Regions from separate parts of the Mus musculus genome. Here region 2 is linked to region 1. A link is a contact called in ENCODE POLR2A ChIA-PET data. All regions are on one chromosome and are shown on one strand. Each heading gives the region's core, a stretch centred on a gene start or an enhancer-like site at or near the end of the contact. The rest is flanking DNA. Distances are from core to core; before and after follow the strand shown. Region 1 holds the start of Thoc5 (THO complex 5). Region 2 holds the start of Ap1b1 (adaptor protein complex AP-1, beta 1 subunit).

Region 1 (4,341 bases), core at 522-3,021:
GGAACTCTCTGGTGTCTACTTGTTAAAAAAGCAAGCCTGAGTCTTTAAAAAAAAATAAATAAAAATCCTGGAACTGCCATAAAGTCTGAAGTCGTGACAGTCAGGAGGAAATCCAGAAGTTATCAGTGTCAGTAGGTGGTCCAGAAGTCTACTTAAAGGGCTAGGAAAAGGGTGGGAGTGGGAAGGATCTGGGTACATGAGACAGCCTTGAAGCAGGAACCCTTCACAAGTGGGCACATAGGATTCAGAATTTAAAATACAGAATTGGGAAGACAGGACAGAGGTGACAGAGGATCTTAAGGGAGCACCCTGTTCCTAGACAGATGGAGAGGCGTATCCATGTTTTCCTACATAATGTGGTTAAAACTTGAATTTGTGCTTCAGCTCTTCTGTACTTCTTCCTTCCTACAGGCAAAAACACAGGCTGAGACCTATAGTTCCATCAAATTCTTTCTTTCCCTTCTTGACATTGTCCCCCAAACCCTCATTTTGCAGAAACACTAGGTCTGTGGAGTAGGTTGTGATTCTGGGGTCTCTTCAATGACCCCGGTACCTCATGAACCCCTGCTTAGCATGGTTGTGCTACCATCCAGGAGAATGTTGATGGAACCAAATTAAATATTTACTGTACGTTGTGGTGTTGTCTTCATCTACAAGGAATCTCAGTAGTTGTCTAAGGCAGGGCAGCTTCCAGTTGGCTGAGGGTTACACTGGCTTTGATCTCTTAGGGAGACCGTCTTCATCTTCGTCCCAGAGCAAGAAAAGGAGCTGTTTCGGCGCCACAAGGTATTCAATGTTCATGTTTGCAGACAACCAGAATTTACTCCAGAAATGCCAGGCATAGGAAACATCTGAAGCTTACAGGTACTGCACTAGAGTCTTGGGGGAAAATAAAAAATCAAAACAAAACAAAACAGTGAAGCAGGAAGCAGGTGTAATATAGGATTATGCCCCTGCCTCAGTTCCTTTCTGGGTGTAGTGACTCCGATAGTATCAAGAAGTTAGAGTGGGGGGGGGGGGCGGTGGTGGCACACGCCTTTAATCCCATCACTTGGGAGGCAGAGGCAGGCAGATTTCTGAGTTGGAGGCCAGCCTGGTCTACAAAGTGAGTTCCAGGACAGCCAGGGCTATACGGAGAAACCCTGTCTCAAAAAACAAAAACAAGGGCTGGTGAGATGGCTCAGTGGGTAAGAGCACCCGACTGCTCTTCTGAAGGTCCAGAGTTCAAATCCCAGCAACCACATGGTGGCTCACAACCATCCGTAAAGAGATCTGACTCCCTCTTCTGGAGTGTCTGAAGACAGCTACAATGTACTTACATATAATAAATAAATAAATCTAAAAAAAACAAAACAAAAATTTAAAGAAGAGTCAGGCATGGTGACACCTGCCTAAGTCCAGCGAGTCCAATGCAGGCGGATCGTAGTGACCAGCCTGATCTATATAGCGTTCAAGACCCGCAAGTGTGCTATGTAGTGAGGCCCTGAACAAAGTCAGAAGACAAAATCCACTCCTGTTCAAATGATAGCACAGCGACACTTGTGCTTTCTTGAGATACCACAAACTCACTCGAGTGAGTCGGCGGAGGGCCCACTAATTCACACTCCGGTGAAGGGGCACGAAGCACAGACTTGGACATTATCGCCCCAGTTTCCCAACTTAATAGAACTAGACTCGCCCCTTCCTTGCTTCCCAAGCTGCATCTGGCCTTCGTGTCTCACTTCCGGCCTGTGGCTCTCTTCTTCCGCTTCTCTATGGTCGCGAGCCGGAAGTGGCTACCCGGCTGGAAGGCGTGAGGAGCATTCTGGTGAGCGAGGGTAGAGGGCTGCTGGCTGGGGCTGCAGGTCCTCGCTGGGCGATCCGGGCTTGATGTGCAGACGGCACGGAGCGTGTCCGCGGGCTGGGGTCCTCACCTGTCGGGGTCCCCCAGGCTCGTGGCGGTTTTCTAGGAACTAACCGGAGCAGCATCCTCTGTCCCCATTGTAGTCTCCCGAGAGTGCTGCTGCTGGTGGTGACCCTCGTCGATGGTCCTCTTGGGCGTGTGGCAAACGCTCCTGGGTGGCGGTTGGCTTTCCCGGGTTTTCCGTGCCACCCTTGTGGGTTTTGTCAGATGAGTCCGCCACTCGTTTACCTGTCACCGGCAGCCTCCTGCGGTCCTCTGAGAGAGGCGTTACCATCGTCGCGCCGCACCAGACTCCAAGGAGTCGCAGAAAAGAGCTTTTATTGCTGGAGCAGAAAGGCTGAGAGCGCGAAGTGCGGACGTTACAAGGGCAAAGAAGCTTGGCTTGGCTTTTCTTTATGTTGTCCGCTCTATTTCCTAGCTAGCTGGCTGGACTTAGTGTATTTGCTTCATTAAATATTTTGCTTATCTTAATTTCTAAGAAAAGGAAAACAAGAATTTTTTTTCTTAAGTTATACTGCAAAGGGCTCGGGCAGTAAGAAGAGGTGCCACCTGCTCCGTTTTAATGAAGATTTTAAATGCAGTCACTATAGTCCTGTCTGTCTGGCAGCTTCTGTAGTCCAGGTTGGCTTCACATTGGTAAAGATCCCTCTGCCTCAGTCACTCAAGCTCTGTGATTCCTGATATTTACCACTATCCTGTCTCACAGCCCATCCGCCCCTCCCCCCTTTTTTCTTGGAGACGAGATTTTATTATGTAGCCCAAACTGACTTTTGAACACATTATATAGCAAAAGCTGATCTGGAACATCTCGTCAGCCAGCTCTCAGTCTGACCTGTTCTCATTGCAGGCATGTCCCGCCACACAGTTTTATGCAGTCCAGGAGATCAAACACAGGCGTTTGAGTATGCTAGGCCAGCACTCTACCAGCTGAGTAATATTCCCAACTTCACAGTCACTTTTTAAACCTATAGTTACTTTGGTAGAAGAAAACTTGGGTCTGGTCTGCATGCCATAAATAGGAAATGGCTTCCACTTGTCTTATGATATTGATATAACTGCATAGTATACATAGTATGATGAAAACATTTATTAATAAATTCTGTCTTGGTTTCCTTGTCTAAGATTCTGAGAGAGAATCCATTTCTTTTTAAATTATTTTTATTTTATGTACATCGGTGTTTTGCCTGCGTGCGTGTCCGTGTGAGGTGTTAGATCTTGTAGTTACAGTCAGTTGTGAGCTGCCACGTGGATGTTGGGAATTGCAGCTGGATCCTCTGGAGGAGCAGTCGATGATGCTCTTAACTTCAGAGTCATCTCTCCAACTTGAGAATCTATTTCTCACAAGAACCTTGGTGTTTGTAAATATTAACAATAAACTAGGAAACTTGAAGTAATTAGACATTTCGTTTGTGATTTTTGTCTCACTGTGTAGACCAGGCTGTCCTCAACCTCACAAAGATCCACTTGCTTCTGCTCTCCACTCCTGGAGTGCTGAAATTAAAGGCATGCGCCCTCACAGCTGGCCAGAAAAATGACAGCACAGCACTGTGACCCGTAGCTATAATCTCAGCACTGTTGAGGCTGAGGCAGAGGGGTCTCCAGTTTGGAAGCAGTGTGAGCTACATAGACTTGTCCAAAGAGACGGCGGGCAGGTTGACCTGTCCTCTGGTGTTTAGCATAATGCAGAGTCACTCCAGATCCACCCTGAATCGAGTTCCTCATCCTCGGGGATGTGCTTTGCGTGTCTGCGCCCCTTCAATCCCAGAAGGACTATTGTGCATTTAATTTGAGAGAAAACAATAATGAAGTGGTTCGTTGAGGGGCCCATGGGTCTAGAACAGTCAAATGGAGGTTCTGACTCAGGCTTCTCCTACAAGTATTGGTGGTAAATTAAATAAGGGACAAAACTACCCTCCCTTGGTTGTTGGGGGGACGATAAGAGGCAGAACCTCATAAAATGTAGGCTTTGGTCTTTACTTATTTTTGCTTCTTTTGAGACGGAGTCTCATTATTTAAGCTTGGCTAGCCTGGAACTCAGAGATCTTCCTACCTCTGTCACCCGAGTGCTGAGATTAAAAGCATGCGCCTGCCACCTTGCCTTGCTCTTCTTCATTTGAATATTAGAGCCGGACAGGGAGGTGGCAGGGATGCTGGTGAGACTGGGCGATGCAGTACTGCAGGTGTGTAAGCATTGGAGTAGCATCAGATGGGCCCATTCTAGCTGTGCAGCTTTGAAAAACCATTACCTCTCTAAGCCTTGCTTTTCTCATCTTTGAGATGATAGAGATGGTAGTGGTTCTTATCTGAATGGCTTTGTAAAGTAACCAAGTGTGAACATATCTGTAGTGGCTATTCCTGGTTGTCAACTTGACTATATTTGGAATGAATTACAATCCAGAATTGGAAGGCTCACCAGTGACCCTTATCTGGAGGCTTGG
Region 2 (4,341 bases), core at 1,036-3,535, 91 kb after region 1:
GACCAAAATCCCTGAAGGTCCAAGGTCCTGATATTGAAATACGATATTTTCATAGTGCCTAAATGTATCCTTCTCTATACTTTAAGATGTTGCTGAATGACGTATATAATATGTAACGCGGAGTAGATACTATATAAAGAGCAGATATACTGAAGGCTGGGGACATGGTTCAGTTAGTTAGCTCTAACTATCAAGTGCTCGCTTACTCTCAGGGAACCTATTATACAGTGGCCTCTCTCGAGGGAATGGAGGGTCTAGCAGGGAGAAAAGCTGGCTGAGACCCTTTATAAGGAGCAGGCAGGGGCGCAGACTTGGGCTGAGGAAGTTCATGCAGTTTAGGGGCTATGTGCAGGTTTGTGGTCTCCCTTTCCTGGAATTGTCTGCTTCAAGTAAGACAGATAATCTTGGGAAACAGGCTGTCTCTTCAACATTCTTCTCTGGGCTAAGCAAGGTCAGCTGTAATCTCATACAAATCCTGTTTTTAAAACCAAGACACTTTATCAAAAATATTTTACCAATGACAATTTCCGGGTGTTACTATTATCCTGTGTCACCATTGAGGGAAGCGGGGTGAAGGGTAAATGGTATTCTTTTTGTTGTTGTTTTGTTTGTCTTTGAGACATTGAGACAAGGTTTCACTGTTGTAACTTTGGGAATTTTCTATGCAGACCAGGATGGCTTTGAGCACACAGAAATCTACTTGACTCTGCTTCCCAAGTACTGGAATTACTGGCATGCACCACCAAGCCTAACCTTTGCCCTGGATGTCCTGAAATTCTGTCTGTAAACCAGGCTGGTCTCAAACTTTGGAATCCATCTGGGATTAAAGGTGTATGCCATCACTACTTGGCAAGATTTATTTATTTTATTTTATGTTCATATGTGCATGTACCTGTGCTTGCATGGTCAGAAGAGGGTTTTAGATCCTCTTGGACTATAGTCACAGATGCCATGAGCTGCCATGTGGGTGCTGTGAGCTGCCATGTGGGTTCTGGGAATGAACCCCTGTTATCTGGAAGAGCAGCCAGTGTTTTTAACTGCTGAACCATCTCTTCACCCCAGCATCTGGAATTCTATTTTGTCTATTTTATCAATTTGCCATAACTATTTTATCAATTTGTCATAATTATATTATGACAAAACTTTAAAGAATGTAAAAACAGCTGGGTGTGGTTGTGCACACCTTTAAACCCAACACTGTGAGACAGAGGCAGGCAGACTTCTGCTTGGTTTTTCAGTTTCCAGGTCAGCCAAGGTGACAGCGATTCAGTTGTTAGAGTGCTTGCATAGGATGTAAAAGCTCTGAGTTAGATCCCAGCACTACATAGACCAGGCATGATAGTACATCACTGTGAGCTCAACAATGGGGCTGGCTTGGGTTACACAGCAAGAGCTTGTCTCAAATCAATAACACACAAATAATAAAATAAAAAGGCAGACATATTACATCTAGGAGGATAACCAAGTGTTAAAAAACGATTTTCTCAGGAGCCTACGTGTTTTGGTTTTGCCTTTTTTCCTTACTAATATATTTCTTTTTTTTTTAAAAAGAATTATTTATTTTGTGTGTATGAGTACAACACTGTCGCTGTCTTCAGACACACTAGAAGAAGGCATGGGATCCCATTACAGATGGTTGTAAGCCACAGTGTGGTTGCTGGGAACTGAACTCAGGTCCTCTGGAAGACCAGCCAGTGTTCTTAATCACTGAGCCATCTCTCCAGCCCCCACTAATATATTTCTTTTTTTCTGCAATGCAGATATTATTGGTTTAATAAAAATGCTAGAATAGAAGTTTTATAATGTTTTAAAGGGGATGAACACAAGTTATCTATTAGAAAGAGAAAATTAATAGGACCAAAGTCAGGAATGAAATGGCTGTATCAGTTGAGGTCTCACTGTGAAGTATCCCTTGGATAAGAAGTCTTGGACGTAGCTTATGTTTTCCTTTTAGAACAATGAATTTTCCAAGGGCAGCAGAAAAAGTCTCGTTTTAGCCTAGCAGACAGGCGCAGTCCAGCAGCTGATCAGATTTGTAGCTCCGACTTTCCCTTTTCCTAAGACAACGTTGGCCTCAGTCTTCCCATCTGTAACTCAGAAAGAGATGAACTTTAAAGTCTTCCAAGACCCTTTCGATTCCATGGTGTTTGAGAGGGAGCCTGGCCAGGGATTCTGAGCAAGGGTATCCCAGCCTGAACTTAGCCGCTTGGCCCGCCCAGGCCCTCAATTCTCATAAAAGCCGGCTCTGCTAAGGCCCCGCCCTTCCCACACAGGCCCCGCCCAACAGGTCCCCAGCCCCTCCCGCCAGGTTGCACCCTCGACCCCGCCCCCGGGGTGTGCGTCCACCGGAAGTTCCGCGCACGGGCCTCTTACTTCCGCTCGGCAGGTGACAGCCGTGGAGCTTGGAGCCGCCGGCTGCTGCGACGCACCGGAGGAGAGGGAGGCGGAGGCTGCGGACATTTTGCTGCTGAAGCGAGCCGAGCCGCGGCACCCGGAGCCGTTTGGATTTGTGGGTGAGGAAAAAGGCAGCCCGGCGAGATAGGAAAACAAACAAACCCGAAGGGGTCCGAGGAGTGGGGGGGGTCTGCGAGGTCAGAGGTCACGGAGAGGACGCTGCGCTGGAGGGTTGCGAGCCGCGAGAGGGCGAAGGTGAAAGGCCTGCGTGCTCATTCATTCCCGACGGCTTGGCGGCCCGGCGTCAAGCCGTCCGTCATTTCAGGTCCGCAGTCCGGTTCGGAGAGACTCCTGCACTTAGGCCTCCCCTGCGCCCTGCTTGTCCCTTCCCACTCCTCGGCCAACCTCAGGCCTCCTCGTTCAGGGCCTTATCTCTTAGCCGCCGCCCCCCCAAAACGGGGCAAACATCTAGAAATGGCCTTCTGCCACCCGCCCCTCGTCCTTTGGATCCTCAGGGACACGTTGACAGAATGGGAGCACTTGTCTTAGTTCTAACACCACAAGAATGTCTTGTCACTGGTTCTCCAGCCCTTCCTGACTTCGAACCTCTGTGCTAAGCACTTTGTGTACTGAGCTCACAGCTGCCTCTGTAAGGTAGCTACTGTTGCTTTCCCCCTCTCACTCGCGAGGACACCGAGGCACGGGAGGTTAAATGACACACGGAAGGTCATTCGAGTAGTAGAGGCAAAATCAGGCTTCCTATGTAGGTCTCCAGAGACCTTCAAAGCTCGGGGAGAAAGGCACCTGGAGCTGGCTTGGGGTCTAGAAGTGACTTGATATATTGTCGCCAATATATTGTGTGAGTTGGTGTCAGGATGCAGCCTTCTCACCTGTCGTCTGATCCGATGTTTAGGAGGAGCTGTTGATACACTTTCAACTTAGGAGGCTGTTCGGCCAGGTTGTTTTTGTCAGTGTTTTGGCTCTCAGGTCTTCCTGCCTATTGGGCTATTCTTGGAATTGATATCCAGACAACCCCTTCATCCCGTTTGCACTTTATTCGTTTTGCAGTAAAGAGGGGAACAACGGGGCCCCTTGGGGGATCTTTTGGTCCTAGGTTCTAGGGGAACAGGCCCACAGGATGGCCTTTGGCCTGTCATGGTGCCTGGGATGACTGGTCTGCGTGGGAGATGGGAAGGCGACTTGGTACCTGGGGTGTGAGCCTCTTTTCCTTTAGAGACATTTTGTTGCTCCTTCCTTATACCTTAGTTTCCCTGACAGCAACACAAGAGAGACTTACTATCTTCCTACTTCCTCTTGAGTGCAAGGAACTGAAATGAGCCTGTGAAAGTTTCCTTGCTCTTTTGGAAAAAAGTAGTAAGTAAAAATGTTACATTAATTGCCTTTTTTTTTTCCAGTCTCACTCTGTCCCAGTCTGGCCAGGATATCTCATGTGTCTTGAATTCATAGCAGCCCTTTTGCCTTAGACTCCCAAGTTCTAGGATTGATTACAGAGCTGAACCACCACACCCAGCTAGCTCCTCTGTCTGTCTGTCTGTCTGTCTGTCATGAGCTCTGTGATGTTTTTCTAGTCCCATTGGATTCACAGAAACTTAATAATGTCACCTTATCCCTATCCTTCCAAGGGATAATTGAAGATAAAGCAACTTGTAGGGGCATAAACAGAGGTCTGCGTCTTAGGAACTGTCAAGAGGGCTTTGCTAGTCCCCAAGAATCAGACCTTCCGTGTCTCTGTAGAGATCATCTGATGAGTGTGGGTTGACTGGAAGCTTCACACCGAGTAGTCTGAAGGGCTCAGAGGTCCAGAGGAATGAGCACTCACTCCCTGCCAGTCAGCTCCTGGCTCTAGCCCCAGGTCAGCAGCTTCCCAGTTGTGTGACCTGGATAACTCAACTTCAGCAGGGTTTCTATCCTAATAAAATATGTAGA

What was found. ChIA-PET counts read pairs that join two places held with the same protein, here RNA polymerase II (POLR2A).
Region 2: POLR2A ChIA-PET joins it to region 1 with 10 read pairs in Patski. The contact joins the promoter of Ap1b1 here to the promoter of Thoc5 in region 1. POLR2A ChIA-PET finds 5 or more read pairs at or near these places in 2 of 5 experiments (Patski and embryonic stem cell).

Annotation. Positions count from the first base shown.
Region 1 is chr11:4,893,572-4,897,912 of GRCm38, forward strand. It overlaps Thoc5 (THO complex 5), which reads left to right and starts at 1,772. Exons shown (of 20, transcript NM_172438.3): 1 at 1,772-1,807. It overlaps Nipsnap1 (nipsnap homolog 1), which reads left to right. Exons shown (of 10, transcript NM_008698.3): 10 at 1-630.
Region 2 is chr11:4,984,539-4,988,879 of GRCm38, forward strand. Ap1b1 (adaptor protein complex AP-1, beta 1 subunit) reads left to right here and starts at 2,286. Exons shown (of 21, transcript NM_007454.3): 1 at 2,286-2,513.